Linked DNA regions of Mus musculus: region 1 is linked to region 2. A link is a loop called in an ENCODE intact Hi-C map of the cell type or tissue named here. Cell type or tissue: gastrocnemius. All regions are shown on one strand. Links, peaks and the distances in the headings refer to the core of each region. The heading gives the core; the rest is flanking DNA. Region 1 overlaps Gak (cyclin G associated kinase). Region 2 overlaps Pcgf3 (polycomb group ring finger 3).

Region 1 (11,446 bases), core at 1,397-9,396, 100 kb before region 2:
ACCTCCATGCCTAACTCAAATGGCATGGCCCTCTTTCTTACAACTATTAGTCTATAATAAACTTTAAAACTGAAGCAACTCGTGATGTTTTAAGTAAGTTTATGATTTTTGTGTCGAGCTTTATGCATAACTATCTTTGAGGCTGCATATAGCCTGTGGATTACAGAGTAGACATGGCTGATAAGAGTTCCATAAACTCCTATGTTTATTAAATGGACTTACATGTAGCAGCAAACACATCATTGTTTGACTATATCAATGAAGGTGCCCAAGTTTGGTGACAGGTGGCAGAACTGATCGCTTCAGGTTGTCTTGGTTGCCTGAAGCTGCTTCATGTCCTAGAAGCCACGGTCTGGGCTACTCTTGTCTGTGCTGAGTACAACTCTAATTTGTATACCCTTGAACCTGTGCCCAGAGATGAACTGTCAGGGTCCCTGGATTTTTCTTAAGTGGGTTAGAGGTTAAAGTATACTGTGTAGAGCCCTAAGTGATACTCAGTACCCATTGTGTACCAAGTGTCTTAGGTTTGCTTTCCTATACCTGACCTGATGCTGGGCACACTTGTCTTCCTTGAGGGACAGCTAGGTTCTTTTCATGCCACCATTTGCTGCATATTTGCAGCCTGCACTCTTTACCTTTATGGCCCTGATTGATTGGAAAGTCACTATGTAGACAAGGCTGGCCTTGGTCTGAAATCTGTCTCTACCTTCAGAGTTAAAGACAAATATCACTGATATCTGGTATCTTGGATACTACTGGGTTATTAATTGTTTTTGTGAAGAAATAGATTAGAACTAGTTAGTTCTGATCTGTGGCTTGTCTGTTTAACTGCCTTTCGCCACAGAAATGTTAGCACCAGATAAAGCTGCATTTTAGTACGTCCTGGTTTATGTCTCAGGGAGTCCTGTGTAACCGAAGTGAACCTGACTTAAATAGGTTCAAATGACATTTTAAGGTGTTAAGATTGCCTTAATCAGATTTTACTTCAGTGAATGTATAGTGTATGTCTGTTCTTTTTTCCACCTGGCTCTCTGTAATGGCCCCATGGTGACTCTGCTGATGCCAAGTGTGCCTACCTCAGCTCTGTCTCTGACTTTCCTGTCTGACCTCACTGCCCAGCTATAGTGTAGTACTCAAAATACTTAGGCAACAATGTTCACCCCCCACCCCCACCTCCCTCCTTTCCAAGGAAACGTGGCTGTTCTGGCATAACTGGTTTTTTGAGAGGAATTGTTGAATAAGTTTGCCAAGTTCTTGCAAAATTAGTTAGATTTTGATCTATATTTTTTTCAGTTGTGTAAACCAACTTAGGGGATTGGTTTCTAAGACTTTTTGGTGGCCATGAGCAGTAATATATCTTGGTCATTTGGGATGTCTTTTTTTTTTCCCCTCCAGCAGTGTCTTCTGTCTCCTTTCGGATCTTCATAGGGCACAGGGTGTGCTCTCTTATGTTCCTATCCAGTCCCCTGGAGCAGTGGGACCAATGGTTGATGCTACTTACTGTTCTGCTTCAGTTACTATTTGGTCAGGATCAGCCCTCAATGTTTTTGCCTTGGAGAACACTTCAGAAAGCAAAAGATGGCCGGAGCTTTTCCATGGGCTGCTCTCTTCTGCTTTTATTCCACTTTTCATTGGTTGTCAGCTTACACAGCAGTCTTACACAAGACATGCACATGCACACTACTTAGAGGATACAACCTGTAAGCAAGGTTGCCTCAGTATTCTAGGACATAGGCTCTTCTTAAAGTTTTTATAGCTAAGTGTTCCATTCCATTCAATTCCATTCCAATTGAGTGTTCTTTCTATTCCAGCTATGCAAAGGGTGATCTGGACATATCTTACATCACATCCAGGATTGCAGGTATGTCTAATTGGATGATAGACATCTGTAGGGGATGTAGACAAAGGATCAGTGGAAGTAGCCAAGGTGCAAGGTGCCTCTTTAGCTTCTTTGATAGCCATGGATCCATCTGAGGTTTGACCTGGAGAATTACCCCAAGAGTGGAGGGTAGGTTACATATATTGAGCATATTTCCTGGTCAGTGAAAAAGACAAGGCCAGTGTCAGCTTCTGGCATGACTGGAACTCTGAGGATACAGAGAGAGTAATGGTAGGACCATATACATTTAAAACGAGATAGTCTAGGCAAACTATAATGAGAAAAGCTGGTGTTCCTAAAGACCATGGTGTATATCAGGTAACTGGGAAAGCTCTCCCAGACATCTGTAGTTAACTTTGTAATGTTTCTCATACTGTAGTTTATATACATCCCACTACATAGGATGGGAGACTTTAAGAGGATGAGAAGAGCCTATGTTTGGCCAGCTACCTGGCTGGGAGGTGAGCCCAGCCCAAGAGGGCAATCCCCTAGTGTCTAACTTTGGCCTGCTTTGTTTCAGTGATGTCATTCCCAGCAGAAGGTGTGGAGTCTGCAATCAAAAACAATATAGAGGATGTGCGAATGTTTCTGGATGCTAAGCATCCAGGACATTATGCTGTCTACAACCTTTCTCCAAGGATATACCGGGCTTCCAAGTTTCACAACCGGGTAAGTGGCCTTGAACTCTTCTTTTATGATTTGAGCCATTTTCCCCACTTAAGTACAGTTTTAAGTGATGGAGCTGCACTAGGCTGATGTGGACAGTGCCAGGCGACTGCAGGGAGCTGACCATAGCAGCTGCCAGAGAGGCTAGGGCTCGAGGTGTGGCCAGGGGTGGAGATATCCCAGAGTTTAAAGGAAATGTTACACTATGTGTGCATGCGTATGCGCGCGCACACACACACACACACACACACAGAAAGAGAGAGAGAAACCTTGAGAAGAGTTTTGCTTCCCAAGAAACTAGGGTGTCTTTCTCCCCTTGGCACAGGAAAAGGTAGTTCTTTGTGCAGCATCAGTGAAACACTCCTATGGCACAGGTCACTCCTAGCTAAGAGGGATGTCAAATGAGAACCCCAGCTGAGGAAGATGCTCAGAGTTTCAGGCCACCACATTTATAGAATCAGGCAAAAAGGACAATTATATGGGGACGGGAAGAGGGGGAGGCTAAAGGTATCTGCTGTCAAGCCTGACAACCAAGTTCATTCTGTCAGGCTCACATAGTGGTGGAAGGAGAGAATCAACTCTTTATTAGTTTCCCTCTGTCCTCCACATGCATATGCTCTGTGGCACTTGTGTGTATGCATATACATGGGCACACAGAGGTTAAAAAGAAAATTGTTTTTAAAATGAACAGTGTTGTAGGCAAAGACAAAGTGACCCTGTGGATATGCCAGCCAGGTTCCCTGGGACTGTGCAGAAACTTAGCTGAGTGGACTTTTTCCCCTACAGGTCACTGAGTGTGGCTGGGCAGTCAGACGGGCACCACATCTCCACAGTTTGTATACTCTATGTAGGAGCATGCATGCCTGGCTCCGGGAAGACCACAGGAACGTCTGTGTTGTGCATTGCATGGTGAGTTGTGTTAGATGCATATACTGAACCAAAGCAACATTGGTCCTGGGTATAATGGGGGAAGACCTCTGTGCTTGGAGCTTTGGGCTTGATGGACACAGACCCCTCCCTGGTGGTTCCTACTTCTATGGGATGAGTAGCACTCATAAGGGCTCTTTTCTGGTGATCCAAGCAGCACATCCAGCATTTCCAGAATCTTGGAATTTTTACCTTAAGTTTTCCTAACTACATAATGAGGGAGAAAGACTTGGATACCTTGCACACAGTGTGACATCCAACAGGAAGTACACTCAGGGCTCAGCTCTGCTTTACTGCAACTGTGTTTTGATTTTGATTTTTTTGAGATATGGTCTGGCTTTTCTGGAACTCACTATGTAGATCAGGCTGGCCTCTAACCCACAGAGATTCATCTGCCTCAGTTTTCCAAGTGCTGGAGTTAATGGCATGTACTACCACATCTGGCACAACTGTAATTATGAGTACGATGGGCCTGGTAATATTGGCCGGTAATCTCAGCTACTTGGGAAGCTGAGGCGGAAGGATCACAAGGTAAACGTCAGCCTAAACAACGTAGTAAGAGCCTGACTCTTACTAAGTGAAAGAGCATTGGGAGTACAGCACTTAGATAGCATGTAAGAGGTCCTAGGCTCAGTTCTCAGTAACACAAGTGTAGAGAAAGAAGATGATAAGAGGTCTCGGGAAGGGATTGAACATGGTGAGGCTAGAAGGCCAACTTGAAACTGAGTGGGAGGTTGACCTGTGTACTTTGCTAATGACTCTTTATTATCTTCTGGGCTCTGAATTCTCATTGCATGAAGCACATTTATATATGTTCCTAAATGTATCCTAAATAAGCCTGGCATTAGATCCTTCCCTTAGCCACACAGATAGTTAGGTTTATAGGAGCTGTTGTGAGTCCTCATCCTTTCTGTGTATGGGCCTATATGTAAAAGAAGTGTTTCTTCACTGTAGGATGGGAGAGCTGCATCTGCTGTGGCAGTCTGTGCATTCCTGTGCTTCTGCCGTCTCTTCAGCACTGCAGAGGCTGCTGTGTACATGTTCAGCATGAAGCGCTGCCCACCAGGCATTTGGCCATCCCACAAAAGGTACCAGGTGACCCTTGCTGGGGTCAATGATGCCCACAGCTCTTCTGGCCCTGAAGTGCTGCTGCCTTCACGGTGTCGGACCTGCAGTCAGGTCTAGTTTGCTGAAGGCCAAGTTAGTATCACTGTGCTTTCCAGCTCATCCTCAGACCTGTGCCCACAGGTGCCTAACAAGTACAAGCCATAGTTGGCATTCAGCTGAAACTCTGAAGCTGTGGTGGCTTCTGACTTGTGGTGGCAGCCTCCTGTTGAGGGCTTGGGTACCGGATGCTCCAGTAAATGTGTGAACTTTACGTGCCCACTTGTTCTGTGGGATCTAAACGTATGTGGACTTGGGAGGTTACTTGGTAATGCACCGTGAACCTTCACACTTTCAAATGTGAAGTGTTATTACCCTGCTTCCCTGCGGTCACAAAATTGCATATAAGACTCACTCAGACATTCCTGTTGCCATAAGTAGGTCATTCACCTGCAGTGTAAAGAAATCAATTTCTTTTATTTTTCCTTTTGTCTTTTTTGACACAGGAATCCAACCTGAAGCTTAGCCTGGCCTAGAACTCACAGTGTAGGCTAAACTGGTCTCAAACTTAGGCCAATGCCCTAGTGCTGATATTATAGATATGAGCTGTCATGTCTGGTTAAGAAGCAAATTAATGCGGCTCTGCCTAGCTTTGTCCCTTGTCCATTCACTATGGGACTACCACATTTACCAGCTATGTCCATTCATGTATTTCCTATTTCCCTAGAGCAAGACTTTCATTTGGAAGTCCAGGTCTGGAGAGGCACTGTCCATCCATCATAAACTCCCTCTGTCTTAATGAGTACTTGGAAAAACATGGATCAACCTCCTCTCTAAGAAAGTGGGTGGGTGGAACATCAAACAACAAGCCAATATGGATGAGGCAAAGGTCCGAGCCAGTAAGGGGCTCCATATTTGTCAATGGGAGTAATTAGTACTCTTTCCGATGTGCACAATTCTCTTATGAATGGGACCCACCTTAGTTGCTTACTGCCTGGTTGGTAGAGTCATGATGGAGGTGTGTTTCTCAGGTCACATGAGAGTGGCTTTGCATCTGTGTCCCCATTCTAGCCTCTGCTAGGGGTGGCTGGAAGGATTTCAGCAATTGAGCTCTTAGCTGTTTTCCACATGTTGGGTCCTACTGGGCAGGAGGTGTGAGCAGCAGAGATACTGAGTATGTGAAGCAAAAACAAGACAGTGTCTTTGGTACTCTACCATGAATCCTCGGGTCTCGTGGAGGTACACTGACATAGTGTCACTCATGTCCTAACAGTTACTGCGGCAACTTCACATCTGTCCGCTTTAAAACCCATTGTAAACTGGGACCCTCACGCCATCAACTTGCCCTAGATCTAAAGGTCACTGGGAGATGAAGCACTTGCTGTCAGGACAGATTTGGCTGGATACCATATGAGAAGACTCAGAATACTGTGGTGGTCACGGGTAAAGCTTTGGGGTATTGTAACAGTGTCTGTGCCTTAATGTCTATTCTCCACAGTCTCCAGAAAACAAGGGGAGGGAAATATATGCATTGTCTGGCCCTTTGGGTCTTGAGAGAAATAGACAGAACCAAAGAGTACATTGGAATTCAGAAAGAAATTTAAAATAGCTGATGAGTCTGCCAGAGACCCTAGCAAGGAAAACAAAGATTGAGATGTGTGTACATAGTAGTAGTGTGAGAATCTCAGACTCTTGGGTAGACTCTGACTATCAGGAGTAAACCAGTGATCTGAAAGACAAATCACCAGGTGTTGCTCACCTGAAAACTAACAAAAGATCAGAAACCAATGGTTTGTTGCAAATGACCAATCTTGTGTAAATGAATACCAGAGGAAAGTTAAGTGGAGAACGAAACACTGAATACATAAGCATCTCCAGGATTCACAGCGCTACAGCCACAGGCCCAGAAATCTCTGAGAACAGGAGCAGAACTAAAAAGAAACAATCCTTGCATATCCTCTTACTCCATCCTGAATATCCTAAACACAGACAATCTGAGGCAGCGAGAAGGAAGCCACTTGCAAGAAAGGAAAGCATGAATTACAGACTGTCAGAAACCCCTGGCCAACAAATGAAGAATTCCCTTCCCTTCCCTTCCCTTCCCTTCCCTTCCCTTCCCTTCCCTTCCCTTCCCTTCCCTTCCCTTCCCTTCCCTATCCTCCTGTTTGTTTGTTTGTTTGTTTGTTTGTTTGTTTGTTTGTTTGAGACAAGGTTACTCTCTACTTTGCCTTGCCTGTCCTGGAATTCACATGTAGACTAGGCTGACCTTGAACTCACAGAGATCCTACACATCTTTTTTTTTTTTTTTTTTTTTTTTGAGACATGTAACCTCTCTATGTAACCTTGTCTGGCTTGGAATTTGCTACGAAGACCAGACTGGCCTCAAAATCTTAGAGAGCTTTCTGCCACTCAGCCTCGGCCTCACAAATGTTAGCCTTAAAGGTGTGTTCCACCATGCAAGATGTGAAGATTGTTTTAAGCACAGTGATTAATAAGTCAATGGAAGAAAGGAGATGAATGCATAAAAATGTTTATTTAGCCAGAGTGAATTAAAGAAGAAAAATGAAGCCAAGAACATGAATAGAAGAAAATACAAATTTTAGTCCATGGCATGTTGGCATTGAGAGCACAAAGAATCTAAGAGCTCCAGTCAAAGAACAAGGATATGGACACTGAAGAGATAAGTATGTAGCAGCACAGAGAGCAGTCTGCATCAGTGGCCCTGTTGCTGTAGGGCCTATGGATTGTCCTACACACCAACAACAGGTCCTACTCTGGTCACAGGCTGCATTTGGGGGCCCAGCCACATTGTCAGGTGAAGATTCAACCTCTGATATCCAAGAGAGCTTGTTTCCCCTTCATTTTGGCTCTACTTCCAGACTCATCTGTGCATACCGTCATTCCTTTTGCCTTTGGCTAATCATCATGTGAACACAGACTTAAGTTTGTGGCTTCCACAGTTTCCTGTCTCCTGCAACTGAGACAAGTCTACAGGAGAATTGCATCCCTTCACCCGTGTTGGTTGAAGAAGATAGCTGATTCTCATCCCTGTCCCCTGACAGAGGAGACACAATTGGTGGGAGGGAGCCTGACACAAAGATGTCCTACTACAACACTCCCCAAAAGAAAGTAAGAGCAGCTCTATCATCATTCAAAATAAATTCAAGCTGAGCATCTCAGAACTGGAAAGGCAGGAGTAGAATGACCGTAAGTTCAAGACCACCTGGACTGCATAGCAAAACCCTAGCTCAAAAAACAAACAGAATAAAACAAAACAAAACAAAACAAACAACCGGGTATAGAGGCACATATCTGTAATCCCAGTGCTTGGAAGTCAGAAGCAAGAGTTCAAAGCCAGTTTCAGTTATATAAGAAGTTTGAGGCCAGTCTGGGTTATGTGGCTTTTGTCTTAAAATAAATCAAAATTTATATGATGTGGCAAAGCTAGAGAAATGGCTAAGTGTTTCAGAATACTTGCTGTTCTTGCAGAGAAGACCTGGGTTCAATTCTTAACATCCACATGGTGGCTCACAACTATGTACAGCTCTAGTCCCAGGGGCTCCAGGTCTTATGGTCTCCCAGGGCACCAGGTGTGTGAGTGGTGTGTAGACTAGTATACATGGAGACAAACACTGGCATACATAAAATGAAAATGAATCTTAAAATGATGACATAGACTCCTAGCATCCTTCTGTCAGTAGTCAGTAGAATAAGTACACACAAAATCAGTGACTCCATAGCATTGACTGACTGCTGTAGAATATTTCACCATAAATTGAAAGATATACTTCTTTCAAATACATGTGGAACATCAAAGCAACAGCATTTTGAACCATTAGTTAAACCTCAACAAATTTGGTTTTGTTTTTTGACGACTCTGTGTGTGTGTGTGTGTGTGTGTGTGTGTGTGTGTGTGTACTGGAGATACAGGTCATTGTGAGCTGTCTGATGTGGGTGTGAGAATTAAACTTGGGTCCTCTAAAGAGCAGCAAGTAGTCTTAACTGCTTAGCCATCTCTCCAGCCCCTAAATTAAAAAAAAAAAAAGTTATATTGAAATTATACATGCAAAATATGTTCTCAGCCCTAAGGGTTAATAAGACAAGAAATCATTAACATAATCTAGAAAACACTAGATATTTTTAAATGAAACTTCTTCTAAACAATCATAGATGAAAAAGAAAATCTCAAGGGATTTAAAAATATGGTATCAGATTTTTGAAGAACAACTAAAAGCTTCAAAGGGAGATTTATGGCATTACTTATATTTGAGAAGGAAAAATGTCTGATGTCTCTGTCCCCTGAGGAATTATCACATGCTTGGGTGACAGGTGCATGTCTACCTTAGGTACATTGAATATGTATGTGACATGGTGGCAGAGGAGCCCATCACGCCCCATAGCAAGCCAATGCTGGTGAAATCTGTTGTCATGACCCCCGTGCCACTGTTCAGCAAGCAGAGGAATGGCTGCCGACCGTTCTGTGAGGTCTACGTTGGAGAGGAGCGTGTCACCACCACGTCGCAGGAATATGACAGAATGAAGTGAGTACAGATTTGGGATTTCTCATCCCTTGTTGTTTTGAGTCCACTTGCAAACTTCTGAAGCAGAAACTACCTTGTGTTCTGATTGACCTGTGCTAGGTACAAATGATTTCATGTTGGGCTGAGGGTGGTGAAAGAGGAGTTATGAACAAGAGTGTATACACTCAGGAGTCAGAGGCAGGTGGATCTCTGAGTTTGAGACCAGCCTGTTCTCCAGAGCAAGTTTCAGGGCAGCTAGGGCTACATAGAGAAGCCCTGTCTCAACAAACAAACAAAAAAAAGAGTGGCTTCTTGGTATAACTTGGTACATAAACATCCAGAGAAGGTATGAATTCAAGTGTTTGGTAACATCTAGAGCTCTCTGTTTGTTTGTTTGTTTGTTTGTTTGTTTGTTTATAATTACATAAGCCAATGTCTCGATGTGTTGTAGGGAATTTAAAATTGAGGATGGCAAGGCTGTCATCCCCCTGGGCGTAACAGTTCAAGGAGACGTGCTCATCATCATCTACCATGCCAGGGCCACACTGGGAGGGAGGCTGCAGGCTAAGGTGAGTGGTACTATGTGCTTGGCCTCTGCATTGACCTTACGACCCAGTGAGCTACAAGCTGTTGTTCCATAAGTGTTTGTGCCAGTCGTCAGTGCTCACAGGGCAAAGGGAGTTTTAGCCTGCAAGGTCCAGAATTTCCCCATTGAGCATAAGCTGTAATCTTCATAAAGAGCTGTCTGTACTTAGTCTCGGCACCTCTCCTGCCTCAGCCCAAGCTGCTCTAGCCCCTATGTGGGCATCTTCTCTACTCACACCAAGCATTTGGCAGGGCCCAGCTTCCAGATAGTGTCACCCTATCTGTCCTTGAATTCTGTTGAGAAGGACAGATTAGTTGGACCCAATCTGGCAGCTCATATTCTTGGGGAAGAACTCTGATCCAGAGTTAGTATGCACTCTGAATGCGTCTCCTGCTGGTCTTCTTGTAGATGGCGTCCATGAAAATGTTCCAGATCCAGTTCCACACTGGGTTCGTGCCTCGAAACGCAACCACTGTGAAATTTGCAAAGTATGTTGGTGTTGCACTGTGCTGCTGTTGGAGAGGGACAGGTACCCAGAACCACTAGCTGAACACATGCATATGGGTCAGTCAAAAAAAAAAAAAAAGGCTAGCAAGTGAGAGACCTACCACGTGATGCTGATTGTAAAGCTGAACCTGGGCCCTGAGCCTGTGTGTGTTTCCTGTCCCTCACAGTTTACGAAGGACCCAAGTTATCTTCCACTTGGTACATGATGCCTTTGGACTGACCTTATGCATTTTTTTTTTTATTATTTTTTAGAATTTAGCCAGTTAAGTCTGGATGTGGTATAACCAACCAGTGGTGTAGCAAAGTTTACTCTATATTTGTTTCTTTGCTCAGTACAGTGTTGGGAAATAATGTTCTGGTCCTACCTTCTAGAAACTTAGTCTGCTTTTATAGACAAACATAGGAGAGGACACTACAGAAGAATGACTCCTTAGGTGACAGGACTTGTGGGATAGTAATCTGTATATTGGGTTCTAGCAATAGGCTCTAGCTTGTGGTAAACAGCTGGCATCACTGACCACTTCAAGGTTGTTGGTATCGCCTATAAGCATCATGATCTATTTTCAGATTCACCTGTGTGGGTCTTGCTGGTGGACTCTCCTCATCATCAAGCACATTCATCAGCCCTGGGTAAAAGGAAATGAGGGTTCCAGGCATGAGCAGAGAGTTACCAGGGCTATGCCCCCTGCCGTGTTGTGTTCTTGTTCTTTGCATTCCCCCAGTGGAAGCACTAGACAGAGCATGCCACAGGTCACAACTCCAGGAGACTATGTAGGTGTATATATGGTGTTTGCTAATCTCTTGCATTTGTATCTTTTTGATAGTAATACCTTACTCTTTATTTGTTTGACACAAGGTCTCTTACTCTGTAGCTTAGACTCATACCAACTATGTTACCCAGGCATGTTGATCCTCCAGCCTCAGTTTTATATGTGCTGAGATTGCAGGTGCCTCATTCTTTTTCTTGCAGACAGTAATTTCTGTAGTTTCAACCGTCACAGAAGCATGGTCAGTGTTTTGTTTGTTTTGTTTTGTTTTGTTTTGTTTTGTTTTGAAAAAGACAAAATGATTGAAGACCAAGAAAATGGAGGCAGAAGTTATATGATTCAGGTATTAGAGTTAATAAACAAAATTTTTTAATAGTTCTGATTAGTATTGCAGTAGTTTGAATGCCTCCACCAAGTTCATGCTGGAATTTAATTCCCATTGAGAGTTATTAAGAGGCCTGCTGACTTTATCTGACTATGGTGTCTGGGT
Region 2 (8,000 bases), core at 1-8,000:
CCCTGGCTGGGTGGGTGGATCCAGAAAGACAGCTGTTCCACAGCAATGTCTGCAAATAAAAGACATGTACAGCAAGTAAGGATCAAGAGTCTATCTAAAACTCTGGTATTCAAAAGAACCACCCAGTCTCACCTTGAATCTCCATCTTGTAACAACCACGAACTTGAGAGTGTGGTCCTTGCCCAGGATCTCCTCATTGCATAAAATGTCCAGCTGGTGGGAGAGAGGCTTTGATTAGGTGCACGTTCAACCTTTCACCTGAGGCTGAGAGTAATAATACAAACAATACTCTGAAACAAACCCCTCCCCAGTCATGTGAGAACATAGGCTGTCTGCTTACTCATTAACTGCATCATCCAGCTGCAAGCACAAATTATAACAGAAAGAGCATTTCTGTTAAACCCAAAATTTCTTCAGAGGTCAAAGGCAGTAGCATACTTCATAGCTGTGTTGCAGTGGTCTGAAGAGACTTAACCTGGTTGCTCAGGGCATCACTGATACCTGCCCTGTCCCTACCCTGGTTCTGGGTTTCTCTAATGAAGTTCTGGAGACATTATGTGTGAGCCCCCTCCCTGGGTCCCCACTTCCTGTACTTTAAGTCACTGTCCTCCCTAAGAAGTAAGTCTGTATGTTCATCTACTGACCCTTGAAGGGCCTATCATCAACAATTTGGCCAGTCATAGCAATGACTCCATGTTATCCAGACAGAAATGTGGGATGGCACAACAAAGAAGTCATAAGACAGTTTCTCTTAACACGCAGAACACATCCTGGTCCAACATAGCACACAGGACCTTATCTGCACAGAGCATACAGGGCTTTCTTTACATACAACTGCAGGGACTGATGTACACTGTACACTCGCTGGCCTACACCATCCTGGGTTTCACAGTGCAACCCCACCTACTATCTCTTACCCCTGGCCATCCTGTTCTTAATGCAGTGGGGGAAATGTGCCCTTAGACTTTTTCTCACTTATTTAACAGACTTTACTACACGGCAGTTTAAGGTTCCCTCACCCTCATCTTACACAGCACATGCTCGATTGAGACTAGACTGTTATAGCATGTAAATGATGTCTCCGGTGCTTCAGCCTCTGAGGGGTTTGGCTGTCATCTTCCTGACAATGGCCTATTCCTAATTGCACCTAGTCATGGTTCTGTGTCTTCTTGTCTGAAGCCTAGTGCTTACAGGCTCATCTGACCAGCACTGGCCCTCCATGTTCCAGGCTCATCTGACCAGCACTGGCCCTCCATGTTCCAGGCTCATCTGACCAGCACTGGCCCTCCATTATACAGTGTGCACATGGGTGCTTGAGGAGGTGCATGGTGATGTCTCACTGTTACTTTAAATTTGTATTTCCATGAGTGTGTGAAGTAATGACTCCAGTGGTCTTATTATCTCCCTAGGCAGGGGACAAATGTTGTTCTCACAACCACTTAAGAGTGTGTTTCTTGTTGAGAGAGTGATAAGTAGAAAAGCAGCCTCTGGGTCCGTGAAGCTCAACTGTCTGCTGTCATCTTCACCAAATGGTGTTTACTGTGTGATACACAGGCTGCTTATAAGCTACTGTGCCCAGCAAGGCATGATGTCCTCACACTACAGCAGCTCTCAGGACTGGCCCTTAGTGTTCAGTGTCTATGACAATGCTCCCACATGTCACACACATAGGGACTGCAGAGCTCTGAGAGCAGTGTGAGATCCACCTGCAATGAAAATGCCACATTTCTTGTTGGTCCCCATGGAGAATGTTCCTGCATGTGGAAGGCAGTCTCCCCTTGAACTTCCTGATGTCTCTAGCTCTGCACAGTGCCTAGAAGCCACTTCAAGTCAAGATGGACACTTATACCTTCACACAATCCAAGGCTCCTAATGACCTTCCCATCTCCCCCTCTACCTTATTTCCCAAATAAACAAAATCCAGACTTGCTTTTTCCTGTGGGCTCCTGGTAGCTAGTATAAAGTCATGTCTTCATTCTGTGTCTTCCACCTCCTCCCCAGCCACTCGTGTGGTTGGCTCAGGGCTGAGCATGGGCCCCTTGACAGTCTAAAACCCTGGTTCCTGGGTCTGATACACAGCTCTGAGAGAGCACTGTGGCAGGACTGCCAGGAATGTCTTGCAGTGTGGCTATAATCAAATAGCATAGATTGGGCGACTGATGAACAGTTAACATAAGACATTAACATATATTAATATGAGTGAATTAATAGTTAATATAACTGATCTAACAGTTAGTTAGTGTGTGCTATAGGCTGGAAGGCTGGCCATAGTGTAGGTACTTGTTGTCAGTGCACGTTATAAGAGCAGAAGAGAGATTCCCCGGTACAGGTCGTGATTTAAACGTTTCCCCAAGGTTCTGCCTCCCAGTACCATTGGGCTGAAATGGAGTTTTCAGCACATGGATCTGGAGGATACTGACTATAACAAGATCCTCTTGCCCCATGATTTCTTGGGGCTTGTGATCAGATCACTCTGCTTCTGTTATTTCTTATCCAGCTTCCCCCAAATCTATATCTAAAATGTTCCTCTATTGCTAATATACTAATACAGGATTCTTCTCATGGGGCTTAGGTTTGGCAGACAATCTAAGATGTTACAATCTGCCAAGACCCTCTTCCCGTGGGTCATACCCATAGGCTCCAGCTGGGATACTGGTTCAATGGCTAACACAGCTTTATATACCACTCTCCAAATTATCTAATCACCACTCACATGCACCTGCCGCAACATACTGGCGCTTGTCTTGTTTTGGGGTTTTTTGTTTTTTTTTTTTTTATACAGGGTTTCTCTGTAGAGCCCGGGCTGTCCTGGAACTCACTTTGTAGACCAGGCTGGCCTCGAACTCAGAAATCCGCCTGCCTCTGCCTCCCAAGTGCTGGGATTAAAGGCGTGTGCCACCACCGCCCGGCTTTGTCTTGTTTTAACAAGGGTTTATGTGCCCTGCAAGTCCTTTTCCAGAAAGCCTCAGAACTCTTTTGAGGCAACACTTCAAATCGCTGACCCTTCCTTGATTTAGCAGGATCAGCTCCTGCTTATGTTTTTGACCAAATGCTACACAGTCTGAATTTCTGAACACGTGCTCATAAGACTGTGCCTCGAGCCCCAACAATAAGCTATGGGTCTCTGGTTTACTTTATTTTCAGTTATTAATTTAACCTCTAAGTGTCATATCCATCTCTCATTCACTCATCCACCCACTCATTATTAAATTTAAACACACATTTCTGGGACTAGAAGGATGGCTTAGTGATTAGGAGCACCTAACCCTACACCCACATGGTGCCTAACAAAGTGTCTGTAACTTCAGTTCCAGGGGGTCTGATGCTCTCTTTTCACCTCTATGGGCACCTGGTATGCACATGGTATACATACATGTGGGTAAAACATTCATATATATATATGTGTGTGTGTGTGTATGTATGTATATATATATGTGTGTGTGTGTATATGTATGTATGTATATATGTGTGTGTGTGTATGTATGTATATATATATATGTGTATATGTATATATATGTATATATAATATATATAATAAAAACAAATTTCCAAACAAGGGGCCAGCAAGATGGCTCAGTGAGTCCTTTGTTACCAAGCCTGCCAACCTTTGAGCTTAATGGCCAGGATCCTCACAGTGGAGGGAGACGACTCACTTTTGCAAGCTGTCTTCTGATCTTCATGCAAGCATCACTGCACATTTACACACACACACACACACACACACACACACGTTAATTAAAAATTAAAAAACAAAACAACCCTTGAACAAGGCTGTTAAAAAGAAGGTGTGTGTGTGTGTGTGGTGTTGTCATTCTAATAAACAAGACAGGCAAGAATGATCTACCCCAGCTCTTTGGATGATGGCTACCTCATTAAAGGAGGAGAGGTTAAGCTTCTTGGCGATAAATTTTTTCAGGTGCAGCACAGTTGCTTGGGCTGAGCATCTGATCCACTTCCGCTTGAGGCCACGTAGTTTGCTGCTGTTGCATTCCAGACAGATGCTTACCTAGAAGAGAAAAGGTCAGAGGTCAGGACCGCCACTCTCAGACTTTTCCTGGATGAGCACTAGCTCCTACATCTATGAGTACTGGTCTGCAGAACAACACTGTACAAAAAGTTTTACCACAGTTATTTTACACCTTCTTGAAAACCTCCTCAAAGTCTTTGTAAAGCTTAGAAACACGCTAGACTGTCAATTTTCATCTTCTTAACTAGTAGGTCATTCTGAGAGTTATGTATCTGTATTTGCCAAGGGCACTGAGTCCCCTCATGTTCTCAAATGGCTGCCCTTGTCCAGACAAGTCCTGTACTGAGCAAGGTGTGTGAAGGAATCAGAGGAGTGCTCTTGACCCAGAAGGCTTGATACCACGAGGGTGCTCTGTGGGTGCCAATGCTCAGGGTCAGAGTAATGGTGTGGGGTAGAAACCTACATGTGGAGTTAAGTGTTGAATCAGACAGGTCAAGGGCAATGCAAATGGGAATCTGCTTCAGAGAGACAAAGCTTTATCTTAGGACTGCAGAGAAAGCCCCTCCTCTAACACAGGTTCATTCAAGCTTCTCAAAATTCAGGTACAAGAATTAAAAAGGAAATTCACCAAGATGTGTATCATAAGATCCCAGTAGATACAAAGGTAAAAATTAAACATAAGTTACTGAGTAAAAAACATTATATAGGCATAAAAACACAACATAACTTCTAAAAACAGCAAACACATTCACTGAAGCTATAAACACCATGGGTGCCTGAAACTGAAGATTAGTCTTAGCTCAAGACAAAAACCTTTCTCAAATATCACTTAAGGAAATTACTATAGGGGTTGGTCTGCTGATGCTGGTATTCCATCACCAAATTCTGTACCCCAAGGTCTGGTTGCTCCAAGACTAGCAGATCCTCACATATACCTGTCTTTATTGTGTAACCCTCACCTCGCAATTTTAAACTACTGGTTAAATAAAACTGGTGACATCCAATTCCTGGGGGGAATAGAGAGAGGTGGAGTTTGAGTTCCCAGAATGGGGGTTGAAGGTAGGGTCCAGGGGTGGAGGAGAGGGGAGAGAAAAGGAGTGCAGATAGAGAAGGAAGGATCCATCAGTCGTGATGGACCAGCAGTTATGTTCCAGAGTGAAATGCCTCCCCAGGATGCCAGACTGCTGGAGCAGAAATAACCCAGAGAATTTCAAACAGCAAAGTATGTGGGGAACACATAGCCAGACTTGCATTAGAGATCTAGATTAGGGACAATTCCCCCAAGTAATTGCTCAGAGCTAGAGTCAACCCATGGCTCAGAGTGGTCAGGATTTGCCTAGCTGTGGTCCCAGAGAGGTAAAGACCTTTCTGTCATTGAATGCCAGTAGATGCTCCTCTCCTACCTAAGCTAGCAGGGAATTCAGAGGGCACAGACCAGGAACATATACAGGAGGCTAGGCAGCTTGTCTTTTCATTGGGTCTTTTCTTTTCCTTCCTTCCTTTTTGGTACAGAGAGAGAAAAAAAGAAAAAGAGAAAGAGAGGGAGGAGGGAGAGAAGAGGAGGAAGAGAAGACACGAGTCGAGATGAAACCAAGACACAGAGAGAGTGTGTGAAATGTAGGGCCTTGTGCATGCTAAGCAAGCGTTCTACCATTGAACTACATCCTCAGCTTTCTTAGGTTTCAAATTTTCTTTCCTCTCTCCTTCCTTCCTTCTTGAGATAGTTTCATTACGTATAGCTCTGGTTGGTCTGGAACTATGTACAACCAGGCTGCTCTTGAACTCACAGAGGTCTGCCTGCCTCTGCCTTTTCTAGTAGCTATGAAAGAGAGAGAGAGAGACAGACAGACAGACAGACAGACAGAGAGACTGACTGACTTAATATGTATACAGCTCTGGCTGTCTTGGAACTCATTATGTAGACCAGACTGGCTTCACACTCACAGAGATCCACCTGCCTCTGCCTCCTGAGTGCAAGGAGTACAAGCTTTTAATGTTTATGTGATATTTTTCATTAGCAGTAGGGGATATGCAGTTTGACTTCCTGTAGCCAGTCAGGATTCCCAGTGGAGGGATAAGGACACTAGCCAATCCACAAAACCTTTGACCAAAAATTTGTCCTTCCTACAAGAATTGCAGGGACAAAGACTGAGGGAATAACCAACCAATGACTGGCTCAACTTGAGAACCATCCTGTGGGCAAGAACCTGACACTAATAATGATATTTTGTTATACTTGTAGACAGGAATCTAGCATAACTGTCCTCTGAGAACATCCACTCAGCAGCCAACTGAAACAGATGCAGACACCATGGTCAAACATTGTACAGAGCTTGGGGAGTGTACTGGCTAGTTTTGTGTCAACTTGGCACAGCTGGAGTTATCACAGAGAAAGGAGCTTCAGTTGAGGAAATGCCTCCATGAGATCCAACTGTAAGGCATTTTCTCAATTAGTGATCAAGGGGGAAAGGCCCCTTGTGGGTGGGACCATCTCAGGGCTGGTAGTCTTGGTTCTATAAGAGAGCAGGCTGAGCAAGCCAGGGGAGGCAAGCCAGTAAAGAACATCCCTCCATGGCCTCTGCATCAGCTCCTGCTTCCTGACCTGCTTGAGTTCCAGTCCTGACTTCCTTGGTGATGAACAGCAGTATGGAAGTGTAAGCTGAATAAACCCTTTCCTCCCCAACTTGCTTCTTGGTCATGATGTTTGTGCAGGAATAGAAACCCTGACTAAGACAAATTGGTACCAGCAGTGTGGGGTATTCCTGCGACAACCTGACCATGTTTTGGGGAGGACTGTGGAAGGACTTTGGAACTTTGGGCTTGAAGAACCATCAGTTGTTAAGAGCTCTGTCGGATGTTGTGTAGGAGCTTGGAAGATAATGTTGAGAACACTGCAGAAGATGGAGGTCTGGTTTGTGAAATTTCAGAGGGAAAATTAAAGACTCTTTTCAGGGCCATTGCTGTTTTGAATGTGAAGATTCTGTAGTTCTGGTTAGCTGGGGCTGAAGAATCAGCTGTGATTAACAAGATACCAGAACTACCAAAGCAAAAACTTTGCATTACTGGGACTATTGATGCTGGTTAGCTGGAGCTAAGAAATTAGCGGTGATTAAGAAGAGACCAGCATCATTGAGGTGACATCTTCTGGGAAGTGTTTTCTGAAAGCACAAAGAGGCTGTGTTCCAGAGATGTCCAAGGTTGTACCCCTGCTGCAGCAGGACTTGGTAATATGTAAGGGTCACCCAGGTGGTACTGGTTTTGAAGGCATGAAGGAGTTGAGCAGAGCAGCTGAGGCTTGGCACTGTGAGAGGCCATGGAAGGCCATTGGTGAAAGTGCAGCCTCAGTTGCAATTGATGGCCCAGGACTGAAGGGGTCATGCAGTGTTTTGGAGATGCCAGTACCATGAGATGACCACCAAGAGCAGCAGCAGTGAAGTACAGGCATCTTGAGCCTAGAGGATGACGCCTGTGCTACAAAGGGCCTGGCTGGAGAAGTGACCCAAGCCCTTGGAGGAGCCCAGAAGATCGTAAGTTGGATCCCAGACATTGGACGGTTGGAGATTGACTTTTGCTTTTGATTGTGACTGTGCCCTGATATTTTCCCTCTTGAAGGAAGAAACTGTTTTAGTGGAGCCCACAGTTAAGAGACTTTTAATTGTAAAAAGACTTTGAATTTTAAAAGAGATGGATATTTTAAAGAGATTGAAAATTTAAGAATATGTAAAGACTGTGGGACTTTTAAAGTTATTTAGAATGGGGATGAATAAGATTGTAAGGGTTGAGGCTTACTAGTGATGTTTTTGTGTGTCAAGTTGACAAGGGGTCAATTGTACTGGCTAGTTTTGTGTCAACTTGGCACAGCTGGAGTTATCACAGAGAAAGGAGCTTCAGTTGAGGAAATGCCTCCATGAGATCCAACTGTAAGGCATTTTCTCAATTAGTGATCAAGGGGGAAAGGCCCCTTGTGGGTGGGACCATCTCAGGGCTGGTAGTCTTGGTTCTATAAGAGAGCAGGCTGAGCAAGCCAGGGGAG

Evidence for each region. Hi-C counts contacts between places; a loop is a spot of excess contacts. Peaks named below come from ENCODE experiments on the same cell type or tissue, not always from the same donor. Only the 100,000 strongest peaks of a DNase experiment are listed, where the experiment ranks them.
Region 1: it touches region 2 in a loop (2.0-fold over the local background); 4 of 42 quality-filtered maps call a loop at or near these places.

The regions. Positions count from the first base shown.
Region 1 is chr5:108,589,869-108,601,314 of GRCm38, reverse strand. Gak (cyclin G associated kinase) reads left to right here. Exons shown (of 28, transcript NM_153569.2): 12 at 1,812-1,861; 13 at 2,400-2,548; 14 at 3,332-3,454; 15 at 4,427-4,560; 16 at 8,923-9,117; 17 at 9,548-9,665; 18 at 10,091-10,170. Among named protein-coding and RNA genes, the nearest start is that of Gak, 34 kb to the left of the region's middle. In gastrocnemius, for the core only: no CTCF peak of the experiment used is centred there; no DNase peak of the experiment used is centred there.
Region 2 is chr5:108,491,840-108,499,839 of GRCm38, reverse strand. Pcgf3 (polycomb group ring finger 3) reads right to left here. Exons shown (of 11, transcript NM_172716.5): 9 at 3,869-4,006; 10 at 133-213. Among named protein-coding and RNA genes, the nearest start is that of Pcgf3, 35 kb to the right of the region's middle. In gastrocnemius, for the core only: no CTCF peak of the experiment used is centred there; no DNase peak of the experiment used is centred there.